Linked DNA regions of Homo sapiens: region 1 is linked to region 2. Evidence: read pairs that join two places in POLR2A ChIA-PET (ENCODE). Cell type or tissue: OCI-LY7. All regions are shown on one strand. Links, peaks and the distances in the headings refer to the core of each region. The heading gives the core; the rest is flanking DNA. Region 1 overlaps RABGAP1 (RAB GTPase activating protein 1). Region 2 overlaps RC3H2 (ring finger and CCCH-type domains 2).

The links. ChIA-PET counts read pairs that join two places held together with the same protein. Peaks named below come from ENCODE experiments on the same cell type or tissue, not always from the same donor. Only the 100,000 strongest peaks of a DNase experiment are listed, where the experiment ranks them.
Region 1: POLR2A ChIA-PET joins it to region 2 with 10 read pairs; 31 of 35 experiments call an interaction of 5 or more read pairs at or near these places.

The regions. Positions count from the first base shown.
Region 1 is chr9:122,941,578-122,953,636 of GRCh38, reverse strand. The region is part of intron 1 of RABGAP1 (RAB GTPase activating protein 1); the gene reads right to left. It also overlaps the pseudogene RNY1P15. Among named protein-coding and RNA genes, the nearest start is that of RABGAP1, 6.6 kb to the right of the region's middle. In OCI-LY7, for the core only: no CTCF peak of the experiment used is centred there; no DNase peak of the experiment used is centred there; H3K4me3 peaks cover 976 bases; H3K27ac peaks cover 803 bases.
Region 2 is chr9:122,890,241-122,902,299 of GRCh38, reverse strand. It overlaps RC3H2 (ring finger and CCCH-type domains 2), which reads left to right. Exons shown (of 21, transcript NM_001100588.3): 2 at 4,724-5,021; 3 at 9,274-9,391; 4 at 11,755-11,988. The coding sequence starts at 4,791. Among named protein-coding and RNA genes, the nearest start is that of RC3H2, 9.1 kb to the left of the region's middle. In OCI-LY7, for the core only: a CTCF peak has its summit at 2,926; no DNase peak of the experiment used is centred there; H3K4me3 peaks cover 1,122 bases; H3K27ac peaks cover 2,025 bases.

The DNA of each region.
Region 1 (12,059 bases), core at 4,031-12,030, 50 kb before region 2:
ACGAGGTCAAGAGATCGAGACCATCCTGGCCAACACAGTGAAACCTCATCTCTACTAAAATATAAAAATTAGCTGGGCATGGTGGCGCACGCCTGTAGTCCCAGCTACTCGGGAGGCTGAGGCAAGAGAATTGCTTGAACCCGGGAGGCAGAGCTTGCAGTGAGCTGAGATTGTGCCATTGCACTCCAGCCTGGCAACAGAGCAAGACTCTGTCTCAAAAAAAAAAAAAAAGATACTGGTTCTACTACTAATAGTATGAGCTTGTCACACTGAGCCTCAGTTTCCATAGAGGTAATGTTATACTATCGATCTCATAGAGCTACTGTATAAATTACTAAGGACTATACATAAAACATTTAACAATACACAAAGAACATTATAAGCGCCCAATAGTTACAGCTTTTCAAAAACTAACTTCAAATTCAAAAAAATTTAACAGTTATTAACTGATTTAAGTAATCCAAATTAAAATACTTATACTATCTCTACTTCTTGGCTTATGTCTACAGTGCCTGTATGAGTTAATTTGATTGTTAGTCGGGAAACACATTACTGAGGAAAAAATAAATAAATTAATTTCCTAATTTCACATTCTAAGTTGTTAATATCTAAATAAAAGCAAAATAGTACTTTGAATAAATATCCTTTATGTATCACAGAAAGGAATAAAATGTACACATTTGTATCTCATTTTATCATCCTAACAATTCTGTAAAACAGATAGAATAAGGATTATTATCCATTTGAAATAAGATACATATGAATAGCCTGGTATTTGGTAGGTAAGCACTCACAGTTTGTCTCCTCCTTTTATAGAAGTGATGAGCCTAGATCCTTATAACAAGTCCAATTACCAACAGGGCAGGTTGGTGGATGCAAGTTCAAGGATGCTTTTACTTTTGAGACAGGGTCTTGCTCTGTCGCCCAGGCTGGAATGTGGTAGTGTGATCCTAGCTCACTGCAGCCTCAAACTCCCGGGCTCAGGTGATCCTCCTACCTCCACCTCCTGAGTAGCTAGGACCACAAGTGTGTGCCACCATGCCCAGGTAATTTTTTAAAAAAATTTATCAGCCAGGCACAGTGACTCACATCTGTAATCCCAGCACTTTGGGAGGCCGAGGCGGGCAGATCACGAGATCAGGAGATCAAGACCATCCTGGCTAACACGGTGAAACCCCGTCTCTACTCAAAATACAAAAAAGAAAAAAAAATTAGCCAGGCATGGGGGCAGGCGCCTGTAGTCCCAGCTACTCGGGAGGCTGAGGCAGAAGAATGGCATGAACCCAGGAGGCGGAGCTTGCAGTGAGCCAATATCGCACCACTGCACTCCAGCCTGGGCGACAGAGCGAGACTCTGTCTCAAAAAATAAAAATAAAAAAAATAAAAAATTTAAAAAAAAATTCTCAGCCACCCAAAGTGCTGGGATTACAGGCATAAACTGCCGTACCCAGCCTTACCTCTCTTTTAAAAAAGTCAAGTCACTTGAGGTGACAGACAATTATGTTCACTTATACAGCCTCTTCCATCACACCTAAAAGTTCAATTATGCTTTATTTTCATTATAGCTACTCTTTCACTACTTTTATTCTTACAGAGACATTAAAGATCACTACAGATTTTTATTGCAAATTAGTCCCGTATACCAAAACTCCATGAACTTTTTGCCTACAGTCACTGCTCTGTGCCGTAAGTGCCAATTCTATGCTCAATTATGTACCCCAGCATAAAATGCATCTCCATATTGCTAAATAAAGATTCACAATTAGCCAGGAGCAGTGGCTCATGCCTATTATCCCAAAAACTTGAGAGGCTGAGGTGGGAGGGTCGCTTGAGGCCAAGATTTCAAGACCAGCCTGGGCAATATAGTTACATCCCATCTCTAAAATAAGATATTTAAAAATTAGTCAAGTGTGGTGGTGTGTGCCTGTAGTGCCAGCTACTTGGGAGGCTGAGCCAGAGGACTGCTTGAGTCCAGGGGTTCTAGGCTGCAGTGAACTATGATGGAGACACTGCGCTCCAGCCTAAGTGACAGAGTGAGACCCCATCTCAAAAAAAAAAAAAAATTCACATTCATTCTCAATCTCCTCTTAAGCACTGTAGTTAACAGAGTGAAATGGAAAGAACTGGCCATGATAAAACCTCTTTTAAGAGTCCTTCAAAGGCAGTCGGTTCTTGAACAATCAGTGTTTACTTTTTTAAAAACTTCAACTTTTTTTTTTTTTGAGACAGAGTACTATCAGATATTTGTATTGTTTCTAGTTAACTAACATCTGAGAAGTAACAGTGACATGCAGTGGCATGGATTTGCTAATGTGCAATTAGCAGAGGCAAAACCACCTCCCAGTAAGTGACCTACCTAGCTTAATAAGAGGTGTGGGTGATACTAATAATTGAACCTGACATGCTTGAGACAAAATGTGCTAGTGCCTCATCCAAAGCTTGGTTAACCTTTATTTCTTTGGTTTTCTTGAGATTTTCTTCTTGAAAGAGTAGTATTAATGCCTCCACCTCTACCACTTCAATGGAACTCCCCACTGTTCTAAACAGTCCCTCTCAAAAATACCACCCCGTTACTTCTCACTTTCACTGAACCCCTTAAAAACCATCAATACTACAAAATTTCACAACCCAAAGAATTATTTCTTACTTCCACCTGCTGAAGTAAATGAAAATGCTGGCCATTTTCTTATTCTGAAACTCTTATCCTTTTGCATCCATTTCCTACCACTATCTTTTCTTAGTTCTGATTTAGGTTCCTTTTCTTCTATTTTTAAAATCACATCATCGTCCTTCTTTTCACTGGCTATCTCATTAGCTAACATGGTTACAGCTTTCTATTGTATGCTGATAACACTAGCACTGTCTTTTCTCTTGAATTCCACATGGGTATTTGTGTTATATTTTCTTTTTCTTCTATTCAGTATCAAAGAGTCTGATATGTGCCAGACACCAGGTATAGAATTATGGTGAGGAATAAAAGACACTCCTTACCTTTGACAGGCTTACAGTGGTAGAGAAAACAGACCAGTAAACAGGTAATTATAATATAGTGCTTGTTATAACAGAGGTGTGTAAAGGGTGTTATGAGAATACACAGCAGGGCTCTACTATATGCGTCCTATGGTCATCTCAAAACCAATTCCTTGCAAAACTAAACCATTTAATCCCCACGCGTCAGCAGATTCTTCTTTCTAGATTCTCTATCCTGGTTAACAGCCACAGATTCAAAACAACATCAAAAAAAAAAAAAAAAAAAAAAGAAAGAAAAAGAAAAAGAAAAAAAAGACACCAAACCAAAACAAATCTTGACTCCTCCTTTTCTCACCCTCCCTTGGAATAATGGATTTTAGTTCTAAAACATATCCCAAATATATTCCTTCTTCACTATCCCTCATGTCATTGACTTGTATTTTATTCTCTTTCAACCTGGCTATAACAAGTGTTTCATTCTAGACTCTTCCTAGTCATTGATTATTTAGCCCCCAAAGTTAATTTCTAAAACTTAGATCTGATCATATATCCCATACCTCCCCTTTCCTCAAAACTATTTATTGCTCCTGACTGAAAATACAATAAAATCCAAAATCCTTGTATTATTTAGTTCTTCAAAATCTGGAGCCAATTTCCATTCTAGTCTTATCTTCTTCTGTCACACCATACTATATACACAAATATGTCATGCATTTTAATGCTTTCAAGCCTTTTCATATGCTGCTTGCTCAGCTGGGAATGTGTTTTTGTTTCCGCAATCAGCCTTTCTCCACCAACAGCAACCTAGTGGATACAATCAAGTATTCAACCTCCCCCTTTCCCTTCTGCAGTGTTATTGTCTTCTAGGGCTCCTCAGGCTTTTTGTTTTTTAGTTCATCACAGAATTATAGCATTTACCACACAGTAAAATAATATCAACACTTTTTTTTTTTCCTTTTTTTTTTTTTTTTTTGAGACAGAGTCTTGCTTTGTCACCCAGGCTGGATGCAGTGGTATGATCTTGGCTCACTGCAACCTCTGCCTCCAGAGTTCAAGCGATTCTCCTGCCTCAGCCTCCTGAATAGCTGGGATTACAGGCATGCACCACCACGCCCAGCTAATTTTTGTTTTTGTTTTGTTATTGTTGTTTTTGAGATGGAGTTTCACTCTTGTTGCCCAGGTTGGAGTGCAATGGCATGATCTCAGCTCACTGTAACCTCCGCCTCCCAGGTTCAAGCGATTTTCCTGCCTCAGGCTCCCAAGTAGCTGGGAATTACAGGTGCCCGCCACCACGCCTGGCTAATTTTTATATTTTTAGCACAGACGGGGTTTCGCCATGTTGGCCAGGCTGGTCTCAAACTCCTGACCTCGGGTAATCCACCCACCTAGGCCTCCCAAAGTGCTGGGATTACAGGTGTGAGCCACCGCAGCCAGCCGTAATTTTTGTATTTTTAGTAGAGATGAAGTTTCACCATGTTGACCAAGCTGGTCTCAAACTCCTGACCTCAAATGATCCACCTGCCTCAGCCTCCCCAAGTGCTGGGATTACAAGCGTGAGCCACCGCACCTAGCCCAACGCTTCTTTTCTACTCCGCTATATTGATCAATCCATTCATTCCAGAAGCAATTACTGAGTATAAACCACCATGTCAAATGCTGGGAGTATAACGGGCACAAAGAGTCCCCCAAACTACTTGTGGACAGGGGTCTTATGTTTTACTCGTAGTAATTTCATTTCCTTACTTACGGGCAGTGTTCAATAAATTTGGTTGGTTGAATATACTTCATGGCTGTTTAACTAGTAGGGTCTAAGTAATATGAGGAAAACAAATGACAAACATGCTACTCTACATGCATGTACTGGGGATGTGGACATGGATGAAGACTAAACTCTTCATCAAATCCCCAACTGTCATGATCAAAAAACAGTTAACACAGTCACAAAAAATATACCTTGGGTTCCCTTTGGACCAAACACTAACCACTTCCCTCCCAATCCCCATCATTTTTGTTGCTCAACCAGTGAAAAAATGGGTACAGCTTTAGGGAATCTTAAGCAAGATGACTAAATCATCTTGCTAAATCAAAAGAGAAAACAATACTTATTACTTCTTGAGTGTCAATTATATGCCCAACATGGTACGAACAAGTTTTACTTGCATTATTACTAATCTTCACACCTTGCCAGATGGGTATTAAGTTCATATGACAGACAAACTAAGGCTTGGGCAGGCTGAGTAACTCGCTTAAGTTCAGAGAGAAAATTGTGGAACTTGATCCAAACCCAAGTATCTAGGTGTCTCTGTTCTTTTCTGGATTGCATCTCTCTCCCTCTCGATGTCCCTATCTCCATCCTCTCCCAATTCCAATCCATCCTCTATGCTGCTCCCAGTTGTACCCTTCTAAAACACAAATCTGGTGAGTTTACTCTCTGTTTAGAAAAAGAACAAGACAGGATGCAACAAAAGAATCAAGTCTGAAAGATGCTGTAGCAGGATAATTCCTGTGGGTTTGTAGCTCTTTAAAATTAAACAAGCAGGGTACAAAGAAGCTATAAAAAATCACATTGCATTAGTTTCAGTTTGTGTGTGTGTGTGTGTGTGTGTGTGTGTGTGTGTGTGTGTTTTCCTGGCTCTGAACTTTGTTTCACTGCACTGGTTTTCACATGAATTTCACACAGCCTATCCCTGGAAAGGGTGGGACAAATCAAACAAAACTCAATGGAACACCATCCCTTCTTTATAAAAATAAATTCCTTTCCACCACTACTAACTGCTAAACAATAGATGTCTTTGTTTTCATTCTGACTCTGAATTTTGAGACTATTTCTTTGAATTATTTTAGTGAGCTAAGAGAATCATAATAATTTAAGCTTTCTGATTAATTTCAGGTTACGTTAAAAAACCAAAACCAAAACCAAAAGAATCAAAACAATCATCTTGGGCCTACCTGCACTTAAAGGCAAGAAAAACTAGCTTATCTAAAACTCACGCTTAGGCAAATTTGAGCCTACCGTAACTGTGACAATTTACTTCTTTAAACTATTAAATCACTTTTAGTTCAATTCTACATTAACTAAAAAAGATATCGGAATTAAACAAATACAGGAAATTGTAAAACAAAATAAAACTTTAAAACATCTTTTTTATAAGTTGTAATCTTTTTGCATTGTGATTAAGTAATAACACAAACATTACCATCTTAGCCACGGAAGTGTACAATTTTGTGTCATTAAATACATTTACATTGTCATGCAACCATCACCATCATCTATCCTTGGAACATTTCCTTTCTTAACTCTGTGCCCATTAACACTAATTCCCTATTCTCTTCCTCCTCCAAAAACCACTATTCTACTTTCCATCTCTAAGAAATTGACTACTCTAGGTGTATCATATAAGCAGTGGAATTACACAATATTTATCATTTCATAACTGGTTTATTTCATTTAGTATAAGTCTTCAAGGTTTATTCATATTGTAGCATGTGTCACAATTTCCCTAAGGCTGAATAATATTTCAATGTATGTATGCCACATTTATCCTTCAATAAAAGTAAGTTTCAAAATAATTATAACTTTATAGGGTCTTTAGGGGGGATATCAGGTGTTTTCCATTACAGTTCCATGAGGTAGATGTAAGTAGCTCCATGTTTAAAAATGGAGTTTCTGAGGATAAGCTACTTAATCACTCCTTCTCAGAGACTTGGGATATCCATGTCTTTCTCACCCCAAAGTTCATACTCTCCCCACTATATCTTGATACTTCATACTTCTAATGAAAGGTACAAGAGGTAACAAGTAGGGATGAAATGTGCATAAAACAGAGTTCATTTAACTCTGTTAATTATGAGTGTGATAATGCTGACACCTGAAAAAAATCTTGCCAATGGTTTTCTCATGTTCCCATGGATATTTCAGGAAACACACTTTAATTTTTTCCAGAACTCTACATATGCTGGCTTAATGCCATTTCAACACAATATCTGTGAAACTAAATATTTAAATTGTTATTTGGATTCCACGTCCACAATAGAAGCTATCCCTGGGAACACAGGGAAAGTCAGCTTAATGTTAATGTACTACTCATTCACAAGGTCAGATTATATTCCTGACTTGCTAGTACAGATTTTAAAAACTGTTCAGATTTCTACAGTATAATTTACATTAGCATTTAATAAATGTAAAAATATGAGTATTTTTAAGCAACGCAGGGTTAGTCAAAGACTTTTCCTCTTTTTAGGAAATTAGTCAATATAGTTCCTTCTCATCTACAATAAAGAAAATGAATCTATTCCACTTAGAATATGCATCTGTTTACATTCAGATCTAAAATGTATTATTCACTTCTCTTTAATCTACATGAATTTAAAACTCAGCAGGCAAATCATTCAACAGATGATCAAAGTCTAAGATAAATGCAGAAATATAATTTGTCTTTTCTATGACCTGTTTGATTTTCAGGGGAATGCATGTAGGCAAACCATGAATGTTTGGCAGAAGATACGTGTTTTCTGTGCCTTCCAGTATGCTATCTCGTATTATCCTTCATGATAGTTAAAATATACTCCCAAAGCTGGTCCAAAGACAGTGAGTTATCTCGATTGTTCAGTCAGTTACAGAACAAACTCCTTGTTCTACTCTTTTCCCCGTTCTCACTACTGCACTTTAGTAGTCTTAAAAAATAAAATATATTCCCAAAGGATTCTGCATATCATTTCCTTAACTGATAAAAGATCATCCTCAGAAAATGGAAAACAAAATTATAAACCATAGGTTGTTGGTTAGTTACCAAAATGCATAAATAAGGGAAAAAGGGAGAAAGTTTTAAAACAGTCAAATTGTTGTTAAAGTTTGACTTAGTAACATTATGTTAAAGTTACCACAGAAACTCACTTGCTAATGTACCTTCAGAAATGCCAGATTTAGGTACAGAGAAAAATTTATTTCCACAAAGACTTACAGAACCCAAGGAGTAGTAGTTTATAACACAAATGCTGATGCAACCTTAACAGGAAATACATAACAACTATGCATTAATTCTTGGAGAGGTACACAATTAAGAAGATATATTTCTCATACTTTACAACCAAGATAATACATACATACTATTTAATGTCAGGCAGGAGCTTAAAAGTAGGTTTAGGGCTTTATTTCACTGTATAGTGATCAGAAAAAGGGATTTAGGGGGAAAAGTCTGATAGAAAACAATCTTCAAAAAATTCTCACTGAGTACCTCAGAATATTATGGTTGATTTGGAAAGAGGAGGGAAACTTTCAGGCCACATTGTATAAACTAATGTGTTCAAGACTTGCACACTTCCATATTTGGTCAGTCTGCACATGAAGAGAAACAAGGCTGTTAGGGTCAACGTGAATGGTTACAATGTAAGCTTAAACGTCTATCCAATATTGTTACAAAGTTTCTAAAGAATAATGATCTCAGGATCAACACAAAACAGAGGGGTGAGGGTGGTTGGGATGACTAGGTAACCAGTTTATGCTAAAAAAAAAAAAAAAAGCAACAGCTATGATGTATACATGGTGTTTTTCCAGGCATACTCACGGGCATTAAGTCCTGAGCCTTGAATTTTTTTTCAGTGGGATCTAACTATGTAAACTCAGTAAAACAAGGTAACTACATACAAAGCACCAAAATGTCATGCCAAATTCTGCTTTACGTACCTTAAATGAGCACTTCTTAAATATTTGAGTTCTATCTCCAAGAAACATTATTTAACAAACTATAGGAACGATCCCTGAAGTATAGTCTTGCTAAGAAAGATTATTTAGGCCGGGCGCGGTGGCTTTCTCTTGTAATCCTATCATTTTGGGAGGCCGAGGCAGGTGGATTACCTGAGGTCAGGAGTTCGAGACCAGCCTGGCCAACATAGTGAAAACCCGTCTCTACTAAAAATAAAAAAAAAAAAATTATCTGGGTGTGGTGGTGCGCGCCTGTAGTCCCAGCTACTCGGGAAGCTGAGGCAGGAGAACCTCTTAAACCCGGAAGGCGGAGGTTGCAGTGAGCCGAGATCACGCCACTGCACTCCAGCCTGGGAGGATGCAGTGAGCTGATATCGTGCCGCCACACTCCAGCCTGGGCGACAGAGTGAGACTCCGTTTCAAAAGAAGAAAAAAAAAAGAAACAAACAAAGATTATTTAAGAGTGTTGTCACGTTGGGAGGCCAGAGTGGGAGGATTGCTTGAGGCCAGGTGTTTGATAACAGCTTGGGCCACACAGTGAAACCCAGTCTCTACAAACAATAGCAAAATTCACTGGGTGTGGTCGCATGTGCCTGCAGTCCTAGCTACTTGGGAGGCTGAAGCAGGAGGATCACTGGTGCCCAGAAGTTCAAGGTTGAGGTGAGCTACGACAGCACTACTGCACTCCAGCCTGGGAAAGAGAACAAAACCCTATCTCTTTTAAAAAAAAAAAAAAGTGTGTTGTATTCATTTATTCCACATGCTTGAGAAGTCTACTGATACCTGATTATATTGAAATTACAAAGATAACATTATGGGCAGCCTATGTCAGAACCTTAGCAAACCAGTGTTTTTACAAAGATACTCACCTGTAGCACCAATTTAAACTATTTTCTGAAAACTGTATTCAAAAATTCCTTGTTAAAACTACTGGGAAATAATGAGACCTCCAAAGGAGGCTTTCCTTTAGCTGGAAATATACTGAATAAAAAACAAAAACTTCTTTTTTTTTTGAGACGGAGTCTCACTCTGTCGCCCAGGCTGGAGTGCAGTGGTGCGATCTTGGCTCACTGCAAGCTCCGCCTCCCGGGTTCACGCCATTCTCCTGCCTCAGCCTCCCGAGTAGCTGGGACTACAGGCACCTGCCACCACGCCTGGCTAATTTTTTGTATTTTTAGTAGAGACGGGGTTTCACAGTGTTAGCCAGGATGGTCTCGATCTCCTGACCTTGTTATCCGCCTGCCTTGGCCTCCCAAAGTGCTGGGATTACAGGCGTGAGCCACCGCGCCCAGCCAACAGACTTCTTTAAAAGAAGCTGGGCTACAAAGTTCAGTTAATAAATTGTGTGGAAAACCATGCCCCTCATGTAGATAAAGTGCATAATACAGTTCTCTCAATATGCAGCAGAAAAGGTAGGAAACAGGTGTCTCTGTTCCCACTACATTACTACAACTCTTATAAACTGCAAACAAAATACTATGCCAAAAATGCCAAAATGCACATAGCTGATAGGTTAACTTTCCAAACAAATATATACCTATTAATGTCAATGCGTTAACTGTAAACTGAATCATAACACTCAATTAAAAGAAAGTGTGGCCGGGCGCAGTGGCTCACGCCTGTAATCCCTGCACTTTGGGAGGCTGAGGCAGGTGGATCACCTGAGGTCAGGAGTTCAAGACCAGCCTGGCCAACATGATGAAACCCCGTCTCTAGTAAAAATACAAAAAATTAGCTAGGCGTGGTGGCACACGCCTGTAATCCCAAGCTGAGTCAGGAGAATCAGTTCCTTGAACCCAGGAGGCGGAGGTTGCAGTGAGCCAAGATCACTCCAGCCTGGGCAACAAGAGCACAACTCAGTCTCAAAAAAAAAAAAAAAAAAAAAAAAAAAAAGAAAGTGCACCACAACATGACTATATCTCAGATTTTTTGTTGTTTTTTTATTTTTTATTTTTTGATGGGAACTGGCTGTGTTACCCAGGCTAGAGTGCAGTGGCACCCATCATAGCTTACTGCAGTCTTGAACTTCTCAACTCAAGTAGTCCTCCCACCTCAGACTCCCAAAGTGTTGGGATTACAAGCATGAATCACCTCACGCCACAAATATTTCAACTTTAATTATGAATCTGAGTTAATATCTTGAATTAAAATTACATATGAATTTTAAATGTTACCAATACATAAAAATCAATCATGGATTGAAATTTTATTAATACAAAGTGAACTCTACACAGGAAGATTTATAAAGACTTCTCTTCCCTATTTTGTTTTTTTGTGTTTTTTTTTTTTTTTTTTTGAGACGGAGTCTCGCTCTGTTGCTCAGACTGGAGTGCAATGGCACAATATCGGCCCACTGCAACCTCTGCCTCCCGGGTTCAAGCGATTCTGTTGCCTCAGCCTCCCGATTAGCTGGGACTACAGGCGCCTGCCACTACGCCCGTCTAATTTTTGTATTTTCAGTAGAGACCTGGTTTCACCATATTGGACAGGCTGGTCTCGAACTCCTGACCTTGTGATCCACCCGCCTCAACCTCCTAAAATGCTGGATCACAGGCGTGAACGCACCCGGCCCCTATTTTCAGTTTTCATAAGTAAGCTCTAGTTAAGTCTTCAATACATATTAAATAGCACCTTATACAAACTTGAACTAAGGCAACACGTCCTTCGTTTAAAAAAAAGTTGGATGAACCCTCCTTAGTACCTAAGCTTTTTTTCCCAACTACTTTTCAAACATCAGTTTAATGTTACAAACACAATTCCATTCACCTTCCGTTGTTTTTTTGTTTTGTTTTGTTTTGTTTTTTGTTTCCGAAACAAAAACAGCTGGAAACTCACTTATTGTGTACTTACTACTCCAGGCACACGTTTGTAAATACATGTGAATGGAAATATAAAAGGAATTGTGAAACCCTGTCCCTAACAGGTTTTTTTCCCTGACAAAAAGCCAACGAAAGTCAAAAGACCTCAAATTCAAGTTGGAACATGATTTAAAACTAACGGAGCACTAGTAGCGGGAACACTAGCAGCATGATCACTTAACACGGTCTCCTAGGACATTTGTTTCCAAAAAAGAATTCTCGAGTAACCAAAGGTATGCAGATGCGTGAAACGCAGGAGCAGATGATAAACAGTCTGGATGCAGAAGAGCAGAGACCAAAGTACTACCAGGCAATGGACAGCGAACTCCTGGAAGTCTTGAGGTTATCCTTTGGCTCAACACGTAAAACCCTAAGGGTGCGGATAATCAAAAGACACAGCGATGAGGTACTGGGGTAGCTGCTTCAAGGAGATGAGAAGACTGGGATGCCAAGAACGCTTTAATTGCAGACGGGGAAATGAGACTGAAAGACCAACCTGAGATGGCAAAGCGACAGTGAAAACTAGCAAG
Region 2 (12,059 bases), core at 2,325-10,324:
GTTCTATCTCAAAGAAAGTATTTTTCTCGTCATCACTAATATTAGTTATACTTGTTAAAATAGAAAGTTGGCTGGGCGCGGTGGCTCACGCCTGTAATCCCAGCACTTTGGAAGGCTGAGGCGGGTGGATCACCTGAGGTCAGGAGTTCGAGACCAGCCTGACCAACATGGATAAACCCCATCTCTACTAAAATTACAAAAAATTAGCTGGGCCTGGTGGCGCATGCCTGTAATCCCAGCTACTCCGGAGGCTGAGGCAGGAGAATCGCTTGAACCCGGGAGACGGAGGTTGCAGTGAGCCGAGATCGCGCCATTGCACTACAGCCTGGGCAACAAGAGCGAAACTCCGTCTCAAAAAAAAAAAAAAAAAAGAAGTAGTTATCTCATTATTGCCCTATTAGAATGCATTGAGACTGGGCGCCGAGGCTCATGCCTGTAATCCCAGGACTTTGGGAGGCCAAGGTGGGCAGATCACGAGGTCAGGAGTTTGAGATCAGCCTGACCCACAGGTGAAACCCTGTCTCTACTAAAAATACAAAAATTAACCGGGCATGGTGGTGCGCACTTGTAATCCCAGCTACTCAGGAGGCTGAGGCAGGAGAATCGTATGAAACCGGGAGGCGGAGGTTGCAGTGAGCCGAAATCGCACCACCGCACTCCAGCCTAGGCAACAGAGTGAGACTCCTCCATCTCAAAAAAAAAAAAAAAAAAAAGAATGCATTGGAAGTTATATCTAATATTTATTTTAAAACAGTTCAACCACATAGTGTATTTAAGAAGTAAAATTTGAGTCATATATACTTCACACGTTAACGGCAAAATCACATATTATAGCAGTCTTTTAAATTGCAATTCAATTCCTTTTTCTCCAGTACTGAGTTTCTAGCTTACAGGTTGTTTCCATTGCTGTTTTGGTTTTTACTTGTCTTTTAGCTAGAGATCCAAATTGTGCTTATGCTTTAAATATCATTTTTTAAGAACAAAACTAATTATTTTTAAGTTTTCTAAACGGGGAAGTACTGTGACAGTCCATTTCAGTAGCTTATATTCCTCACATAGGTTAACAAGAATGAAAACAATGGTTTTAATTAGAAGAACTAAGCCCTAAGGTTTACATTTTTATTAAGAGAATTGTAAAATGATGTATACATATATGACAGTTAAAGAAGCATAAACTTTATTCTGGCATTTTAAAATCAGATGCCGTAGACCTGAACTGGCTGCATAATATGGTGGACTAATAAGAGAAAATGAAAGTATTTAGCTGGCTCTTAATAAAGCAGTTTGTAATTTGAATCATATAAGAGATGCCTATTGTGCTTCCTGTTTTATGTGTCAGCACTCATAGCAAGGAACTTACAGTCTGGAAAATTATTTGAGCGAAAAATTGTTTATGGTCCCACCTTTAATTTAGCATTTCTCACTCCTATGCTTTATCTTATTATCCTTTTTCAATTTTTGTAACTGGTAACTAAAATTAGTTAATACAAATAATTAGAATGTTTTTCTTAAGGAATCACTTTAGGTATCTTGAGTTGTAGGCCTTTTAGTCCATTTTATCTCAGTTTGAAATGTTTTGATTATTTGAGAAGAATACTTCAGTAGTAACTATAAATATTCATAGCAATTTAGACTTACATAGACTCAAATAAGTTGCATAAAATGTATTAGTATAGGTCTAGAAGTTTTGCAAATTAATATGTAGTCTTAGTGCTCCATGGTTCATTTATATGCTCTTTAAATTATAAAAACTATAGGATATTTACCATTTTTGGTAGTTACAAAAATATTTTCTAGGTAAATGTTTACAAAGTGCCTGTTTTGAAGGAATGAAGTTTCTTCTATGTTTTAGGTAAAATTTTATATTGATTTATCTTAATTAAGGAATCTAGGATTTACTGATAATATTACTGAAGAAAAACATATTTGGAAAATCAAAGCGTTTCTTACATCTGATCGTATAAGGGAAGTTTAGTTGATAATTTACTGTCAGAAAGCTAGACTCTGACACAGAGAAGAAAATTTGGTAGAGTTATTGCCAAAATTTTGGCAGTGTTTTACCTTTATATCTTAAAGGTATTAATTCAATTTGTGGTAGAAATTAAACTTCTCAGTATTAATTATGTTAAAACCTCTGATGTTTCTATGCTGAAACACACTAAGGACTATTGTAACATAAAACTATACTAAGGACTATTGTAACATAAAACTATTAAGTGTGCTCTGGTATAGTTTGAAACAGTTTAAAACTGTGTAGTAGGTGACAATATGAAAGATAGCATTTTTCTGTATGGTTGAAACTCCCCCACCCCAAGCCCCACACTTATGTGCTTTAATATAAAGCATTTCAGAAAGGCTTTGGAAAACTAAGGAAAAGGTATTTGCTCTTATTTTGTACTACCAGGTGGCCTGTGATACCCTAACCCACAGAATTAACATTTCCAAACAGGTGGCCATTATGAAAAACTACACGCAGTGTCCTGTTTTCATAAATATTTAATCAGTTCAAGTTATTAACTATATTAGGGCTTTCAGTAGATTTAAGATGAAATTCATTCTTCCTCAAAGGCCTTTTCTTGTATAACTCTGCAAACCAGAAAACTGGATGTTAAAAATGTTCAGTAGTTTTAGGGAGTGATATATTCATCTGCTCAGTGCTTATCTCTAAAGTTGGAAGGAAACTAATTGGTTTTTAGATTGATGGCATTAATAGATGTGGTAATTTGAGGATGAAAGTTGTAAAATTATAACTTGGAAGATTTGGTTACTTTAAAGATAACGATATTAGATAATTTGCATTAGAGCTGTTTGAGAAAGTTTGTATAGGGGTGCTTTTTACATAGCAAGCCCTGTAATTCATTTTTACCAAGATTTTTTTTAATCTCTGTTTTTGTGAATATAAAAGCGCAGGGCCGGGCGCGGTGGCTCACGCCTGCAATCCCAGCACTTTGGGAGGCTGAGGTGGGCAGATCACCTGAGGTCAGGAGTTCAAGACCAGCCTGGCCAACATGGAGAAACCCTGTCTCTACAAAAATTAGCCAGGCATGATGGTGGGTGCCGTCCCAGTTACTTGGGAGGCCAAGGCGGGAGAATCACTTGAACCTGGGAGGCAGAGGTTGCAGTGAGCCAAGATCACACCATTGCACTCCAGTCTGGGCGACAGAGGGAGACTCTGTCTCTGAAAAAAAAAAAAAAAAAAAAAAAAAAAACACAATAAAGGCTAATAGAATTTTTTTGTATGTTGGCATAATTGAGAATACTTTCTGTTATATATTTTTTCTCTTTGAATGTGACTACATTTTTAAACATCTAATTTCTGTGGAACTAATATATTTGGGTTGGTAAACATTCCTGTGAAATAAAGTATTAGTTGTTTGATTGCCCTAAATACCTAGATTTCTTGTTCACCAGAGAGCTTTTGTCAGACTTATGTTAAGTCTTGAATTGGAAGATAAAGAAATTCTGGGAAGTTTAGTGTGTTCAAATTAGTATCGTTTTGCTACTAAATCTTTTACTTTACTAAACTTATGGAACTTTTTTTTTTTTTTTTGAGATTAAGTTTCGCTCTTTTTGTCCAGGCTGGAGTGCGATGACGTGATCTCGGCTCACTGCAATCTCCGCCTTCCACATTCAAGTGATTCTCCTGCCTCAGCCTCCCTAGTAGCTGGAATTACAGGCATGTGCCACCACGTCTGGCTAATTTTGTATTTTTAGTAGAGACAGGGTTTATCCATGTTGGTCAGGCTGTTCTCAAGCTCCTGACCTCAGGTGATCCTCCCACCTCGGCCTCTCAAAGTGCTGGGATTATAGGTGTGAGCCACCACGCCCAGCAGGAACATTTTGATCTCAGAAATAAGAAAAATTCTCTCACTGTTTTTTTCTATGTGCCTTTTCAGTTTTTAATCATGCATATATAACTTTTTAGAATAATGTTTTATTCTTCTGTGTCTTCCTCATTGGACTTTACAGTTTTTGGTTATATATATCAATCGCTAAATAATGTAGTTTTATCAGAAGTATTGTATTGAACAATACAAGATATTTAAGACAATTTTTTTGTTTTACTTTGGCACTGTATGTTGTGGTCAGCATTAGTCTTTCATTTATGAACAAACAGCTCTCTTAATCATCTCTCAGTCATCACAGTCTTCTCTTATATGTTGATTTTCAGTGCCTCATTTTGCTTCCTAGCCAAGTCTTGTCAGAGATTTCCTCTTTCAGGTGGCAAAGCTGTTTTCTTCACACTTGAGTCTCTACAATATTGTTTGGATCAGTAGTTTCCAAAGTTCATTAACTCCTGGCCATACTTTATTATGTTTTGGGGTACTGGTTATCCAAGGGAAACACTTTTTTAAACAACAAAACAAAAAAACCGCCCAGCAGTCCAAAGTAATTTGTGTTCCTAAAAATGGAATATGGAAAGTTAATTTGCTTGTTTGATGTGGTCGTTGAGAAAAATACATAAAAGCTTTGATGTTTATTATGTGAGCAACCAATATAAATACAGTTTAGTTGAAAGGAACACTATTAAGGTATTGTTTCCAGGCAGAATTTCAGAAATGTAATTAATTCAGCAAATAGGTTTTTTAAAAAAGACATCCAAAGGTTATAAAATTATTTAGAAGTATTTTAGGTCTGAAGCTGTAATAGTTGACTTAAGCAATTAACTCTTCAAAGGTGAATGATGAATATGTGGTTAATTCATACTTTTGTCCATTTCTAGCTTACAAAACACTACACAGCAAAATAATGATCTGCTAGACTGCTAACCCGAGCATCCAGCTTCCACAATGCCTGTGCAGGCAGCTCAATGGACAGAATTTCTGTCCTGTCCAATCTGCTATAATGAATTTGATGAGAATGTGCACAAACCCATCAGTTTAGGTTGTTCACACACTGTTTGCAAGACCTGCTTGAATAAACTTCATCGAAAAGCTTGTCCTTTTGACCAGACTGCCATCAACACAGATATTGATGTACTTCCTGTCAACTTCGCACTTCTCCAGTTAGTTGGAGCCCAGGTAAGCATTCAAGATTTTACTATAGGTTGGTGCAAAAATAATCACTATTTTTGCCATTATTTTAACGGCTTGTCCAGCCTGCAGGCTACATGTGGCCCAGGACATCTTTGAATGCGGCCCAACACAAATTCATAAACTTCCTTAAAACATTGTGAGATTTTTTTTGTGATTTATGTTTATGTTTTTAGCTCATCAGCTATCGTTAGTGTTAGTGTATCTTATGTGGCCTTTTTTTTTTTTTTTTTTTTTTTTTTAGACAGAGTCTCACTCTGTCACCCAGGCTGGTGTGCAGTGGCGTGATCTGGGCTCACTGCAACCTCCACCTCCTGGGTTCAAGCGATTCTCCTGCTTCAGCCTCCCAAGTAGCTGGGACTATAGGCCCACATCACCATACCCAGCTAATTTTTTTTGTATTTTTAGTAGAGACGGGGTTTCACTATGTTGGCCAGGCTGGTCTGGAGCTCCTGACGTCAGGTGATCCGCCCACCTCAGCCTCCCAGGGTGCTAGGACTACAGGTGTGAGCCACTGCACCCAGCCATCTTATGTGGCTTTAATGGCAAAAACTGCAATTACTTTTGCAGCAACCTAATAATTTGTTACATGAAATAGTTATTGAACTTTATTCAGTAATAGGTATATAGTATGTTTAGTGATCATTAAGGTGTAAAAAATAAATTTCAATGTACCTGATTTTCATGATTGTATTCTGCGAAAGATTTTCTTTAGATAATGTCATATCCTTATACAAAACCTTAGATTACATTATAGTTACATATTCAATTCTGTGGCTAAAATTTATGTATATAAGTGATATTGGTGGATAAGAAATATTTTTATATAAGCATATATATTTATTCACCAGGTGATATGAAAAGAAATGTAATCAAAGCTTTGACCAGAAACAGGTTTTTTTGTTGTTGTTGTTACTTTTTTTTACTTCACTTGACTTTTTATATAATAGTGTAAATGAAACAATAAGGTCTATGTAGGGATGTATATATGGAAAACCAAAAACCAATGTGTCAGTAATAAATTCTCCATGATTTCTTCTGAACATGTGTTGTATCAAGCTTGTCTGGCTTTCAGGCCACATGCAGCCCAGGACAGCTTTGAATGCAGCCCAACACAAATTCGTAAAGTTTTTTTTTTTTTTTTTTAACTCATCAGCTATTGTTAGTGTTAGTGTATCTTATGTGTGGCCCAAGACAATTCTTCCAGTATGGCCCACGGAAGCCAAAAGACACCTCTGAGCTATGTGATGCTTTAGTTGAACATTAGGGGGGAAAAAAAAAAGAACATGTGCTATAGAATTCATGTTTGTAATTATTTTATTGAATCAAAGCAAGACTCTAGATTTGAAATAACATATTTAATGAGGGTCTACTTTGCATTAGGTTTGACAGAAAGTATTCAGCATTTATTATTACTAATTCTTACCATAGGTTTTCAGGTAGTTATTATCCCCATTTTACAAGTTAGGAAGAGATGAAATTCTGTACATCATGTGCTACATATTAAAGCCAGAAAGGAATTATTTTTCTGATTTAATAGAAAATCCAATAAACCAAAATACTTCATTCATTCCTTTAGTATCTTGATATTTGAAGTCCTCCTTGTAAAGCACAAAATCTCTTTTCAGTGTTTATAATCAAGTTACACACTATGAAATCAAGGTGCATCTACAATTGATAGTGTATCTTAATTTAATTGCCAGTATATTTTTGTTAATGGAGTATAAAATGTTGCCTCTTGCAAACAACATTTTAGATTTGATAAAATATCATAGACTTTTTGTAAGAATACTAGCTACCACCAGACACAGTGGCTTACACCTGTAATCTCAGCACTTTGGGAGGCTGAAGTGGGCAGGCTGCTTGAGGCCAGGAGTTCGAGACTAGCCTGGACAACATGGCGAAACCCCATCTCTACAAAAAATAAAAAAATTAGTCAGGCATGGTGGTGTGTGACTGTAGTCCCACCTACTTGGGAGGCTGAGATGGTGAGATGGGAGGTTCACTTGAGCCCAGGAGGTCGAGGCTGCAGAGAGCCAAGATCGTGCCACTGCACTCCAGCCTGGGTGATGGGAGTGAGACCCTGTCTCAAAAAAAAAAAAAAAACCTAGCTACCATTTATTTAGCATCTGCTATAGGTCAACAGGTATTGTGTTAATATCATTTGTAAATGTTATCTCAGTTGGTTCTTAAATTGCCTACAGGTCTTTACAGTGTGAATTCTGTTATCTCTTTTACTACTGTTCTTATTCTGCTTAAGCTACACTGGCTTCTTAGCCAGTTCTCAGATATACCAAGTATATTGCCAAGTGATGGCTTTTGTAGTTACTGTTACCTTTGCCTAGAACGTTCAGTCTGTCTCCATTTTCTTTTTTGTTGTTGTTGTTGAGATGGAATCTCTCACTGTCACCCAGACTGGAGTGCAGTGGCGCAATCTCGGCTCACTGCAACCTCCACCTCCCAGGTTCAAGTGATTCTCCTGCCTCAGCCTCCCAAGTAGCTGGGGTTGCAGGTGCGTGCCACCATGCCCAGATAATTTTTGTATTTTTAGTAGAGATGGGGTCTCGCCATATTGGCCAGGCTGGTCTCGAACTCCTGACCTCAAGTGATCTGCCCACCTTGGCCTCCCAAAGTGCTGGGATTATAGGCGTGAGCAACCGTGCCCAGCCTCTCTCTTCATGTTCTTTATTCATTCATATCTCACAGTTCTCAAGGGAGCCAATCCTGACCACCCTAATTAAATTTGTAACCCCTCGCTAGTATTTCCAGTCCCCCTTATCTTTGCTCTATAATTTCACCTCTTGGAACACTACAAATTTATTATGTTTTTAATTTATTGATTGGCTACCTCTTCTCCTCTCCACTAGAATGTGAGCTCCACAAAGGCAAAACATTTTGTCTGTTTTGCTCATTGATATATCCCTGGTACCTATAACTGTGTCCAGTGCATGGTAAGCACTCCATAAATATAATTATTTGTTGAATTGCATTGAACTTTTTTTTTTTTTGAGACGGAGTCTTGCTCTGTCGCCCAGGCTGGAGTGCAGTGGCGCGATCTCGGCTCACTGCAAGCTCTGCCTCCCAGGTTCACGGCATTCTCCTGCCTCAGCCTCTGGAGTAACTGGGACTACAGGTGCCCGCCACCACGCCCGGCTAATTTTTTGTATTTTTAGTAGATACAGGGTTTCACCGTGTTAGCCAGGATGGTCTCGATCTCCTGACCTCGTGATCCGCCTGCCTCGGCCTCCCAAAGTGCGGGATTCCAAGTGTGAGCCACCGCACCTGGCCTGTATTGAACTTTTATAGCGGCACTACAAAATACAGATTTTCATCTTCATTTTGCAGATATGGAAATTATGACTTGGAGCAGTTAAGTAATTTACTCAAGGTCATTCATAGAAGTAGCAGAGCTGCAATTTTTACCCAAGTTTTGACCTTTGAATGAGAACACTCTGTCTTAATAATGCTTATCTTAAGTAAATAATATAGTAAAAAGGTGATAAGTGCTTTGGGGAAAAAAAAACAACTGTGTCTTTTTTTCTCCACTCTTTAATTTTGAAATTCTTTCAGACTTACAAAAAAGTTGCAAAAAATACTATTCAGAGAACTTGTATAACTTTCCACAGCTTAACCTAATGTTAACATCCAACACCAAGAAATTAGCATCGATACAATACTGTTAACTTTCTGCTTCTTTTCTTCCTTCATTAATCCACACAGCTCCTGCTGTTAAGTATGTTATTTTTTGCTGTTGCTGTTATTGTTGTTATTTTGAGATGGAGTCTCACTCTGTCACCCAGACTGGAGTGCACTGGTGCGATCTCAGCTCACTGCAACCTCAGCCTCCCGGGTTCAAGAGATTCTCCTGCCTCAGCCTCCTGAGTAGCTAGAATCACAGGCATCCACCACCACACCTGGCTAATTTTTGTAGTTTTTAGTAGAGATGGAGTTTCACCATGTTGGCCAGGCTGGTCTCAAACTCCTAACTTAAGTTAATCTGCTGGCTTGGCCTCCCAAAGTGCTGGGATTACGGGCATGAGCCACCATGCCCGGCCTTATTTTTGGTTTGTGGAAAGCAGTTTGGCTAGGTGTTTGACTTTAATTTTACTTAAATGGCTTTCATGTATTATCTATGCATGATAATTTTATACTCACCAAGATTATTATCAAGTACATAAATAATAGTTGCATGAGCTGGATGAATGTATTTCTGCAATATTCCTTTTTTTTTTTTTTTAAGGTACCAGATCATCAGTCAATTAAGTTAAGTAATCTAGGTGAGAATAAACACTATGAGGTTGCAAAGAAATGCGTTGAGGATTTGGCACTCTACTTAAAACCACTAAGTGGAGGTAAAGGTAAGTTCATAAAATGCATTTTTACTGATAAGTAGGACTTGGTAGTACATTTACTTTGAATGACTTGATGTGGATACCCTATTAAGTTATGGAAAAGGAGTTTGCTTGAGAAATGCCTTGAAAAATGTATAGACTGAGAAAATTATGTTGTCCTATTTTCTGAAAATAACCAATATTGTTATTAAGAATTCAAGCTAGAGCCGGGCGCGGTGGCTCACCCCTGTAATCCCAGCACTTTGGGAGGCCAGCGCGGGCGGATCACAAGATCAGAAGATCGAGACTATCCTGGCTAACACGGTGAAACCCCGTCTCTACTAAAAATACAAAAAATTAGCCGGGCGTCTTGGCAGGCACCTGTAGTTCCAGCTATTCCGGAGGCTGAGGCAGGAGAATGGCGTGAACCCGGGAGGCAGAGCTTGCAGTGAGCCGAGATGGTGCCACTGCACTCCAGCCTGGGGCGACAGAGCAAGACTGTCTCAAAAAAAAAAGAATTCAAGCTGGGTGTGGTGGCTTCATGCCTGTAATCTGAGCACTTTATAAGGCTAAGGTGGGTAGATTTCTTGAGCCCAGGAGTTTGAGACCAGCCTGGGCAACAAGGCGAAAGCCCATCTCTACTAAAAATACAAAAAATTAGCTGGGCATGGTGACACACGCCTGTAGTCCCAGCTACTGAGGAGACCGGTGTAGGAGAATCACATGAGCCCAGGAAGTTGAGGCTGCAGTGAGCTGTGATCGTGCCACTGCACTCAACCTGGGCAATGGGAGTGAGACCTTGTCTCAAAAAAAAAAAAAAAATTTACCAGAGTCACTGCATCTTGAAATTTGTACATTATTTGAATTCACTGTGTAATAGTGCTGTAACAGAATATTAGTTTTGATAAGTCCTATTAAGACAGCTTCATGTATGCATGTATTCATTCAGTCATTCATTAAATTTTATTGAGCACTTAACAGTGATTAAGGTCACTGCCATCATGGAGCCCACAGTTTACTGGGGGAGATAGATGTACAAGTGTAATAAATTATTTTAAGTCTATGACAAAACTGAAATTTTATCACTGCATACTTAGCACATCATAGGTATAATAAACAATTGTTGAATGATTGAATATATTGAGTATTTTGTACCTGTTGAATGCTTTGCACTGTTGTGTATGTGGCCATAGTGATTTTACTGAGAAACTTATCCCCTGTATTCATTCATTCATTTATTGAACAGCTATCTAAAGAGCGTGGACTGAGAGTGTCAGGCATTCTTCTAGTGCTGGGATACATTAGTAAGCCAAATAATGTGTTTTAAAGGAGTAATGAGTAATCATGTGTGTTGAATGCTGTTGGAAGGTCAGATAAAATAAGGAACTAAGAATTAACTAATTTAACCAATTTAGCAAGTTTGGTCAAGTGATGTGGGAAAAATTTGATTGGGGTGGGTTTCAGAGATTGTGAAACAAGGAATTGGAAGTAGTGAACAGATCAATTGTAGTGATCTACAATTGGCTAAGTAGTTAAGGCACTAGACTAGGAAATAGCGAGTATAGACAACTCTAGAAAATTTGCTGCATAAGAGAAGAAAGAAATGGAACAGAGGCTGGGCACAGAGGCTCACGCCTGTAATTCCAGCACTTTGAGAGGCCGAGGCGGGCAGATCATTTGGGGTCAGGAATTTGAGACCACCCTGGCCAACATGGTAAAACCCCATCTCTACTAAAAATACAAAAAAAATTAGCCAGGTGTGGTGACACTCACCTGTAATCCCAGCTACTCGGGAGGCTGAGGCAGGAGAATTGCTTGAATCTGGGAGGCAGAGGTTGCAGTGAGCTGAGATTGTGCCACTGCACTCCAGCCTGGGCGACAGAGTGAGACTCTGTCTCCAAAAAAAAAAAAAAAAAAAAAAAATGGGGCAGATTTGGTAGGGGAAGCAGGATCAATGAAAATATTTGTATTTTAGATGGATGAAATAACAGCATACTTGTTCTTATTCTGTAATGATGGAAATGTTCAAGTAAAGAGGGAAAATTTGATAATGTGGGAGAGGGGAGAATTGCTGGAGCAATATTCTTACATAGGTACATAGGAGTAGAATCTAAGAGCTTACCATTAAGCAGTATTCTAAATGTCTTATATACAATTAAAAAATAGAGTCATTTTTACTTTTAGGTTAAACTGCTAAAGTAGCTAAAAATTAGGCTTCTTATTACTATAGAATAATAACAAACAGAGACAGAATACTGTTAGAAAAATGAAAGCACATTACAAGGGACTCATTAGGAATTGTGGCTTAATCGTTAAATGCAGATAATGAAAATTGACTTTTATTTTTTATTGAAAAAACTTTAGCTCCCTTTGTTTCCCTTTTCCTAAAGGTGTAGCTAGCTTGAACCAGAGTGCACTGAGCCGTCCAATGCAAAGGAAACTGGTGACACTTGTAAACTGTCAACTGGTGGAGGAAGAAGGTCGTGTAAGAGCCATGCGAGCAGCTCGTTCCCTTGGAGAAAGAACTGTAACAGAACTGATATTACAGCACCAGAACCCTCAGCAGTTGTCTGCCAATCTATGGGCCGCTGTCAGGGCTCGAGGATGCCAGTTTTTAGGGCCAGGTAAGATAGGTTACTATCTTACCTTTTTTATTAGCTATTGGGGCTTGAGGATGCCAATTTCTGGAGCTCGG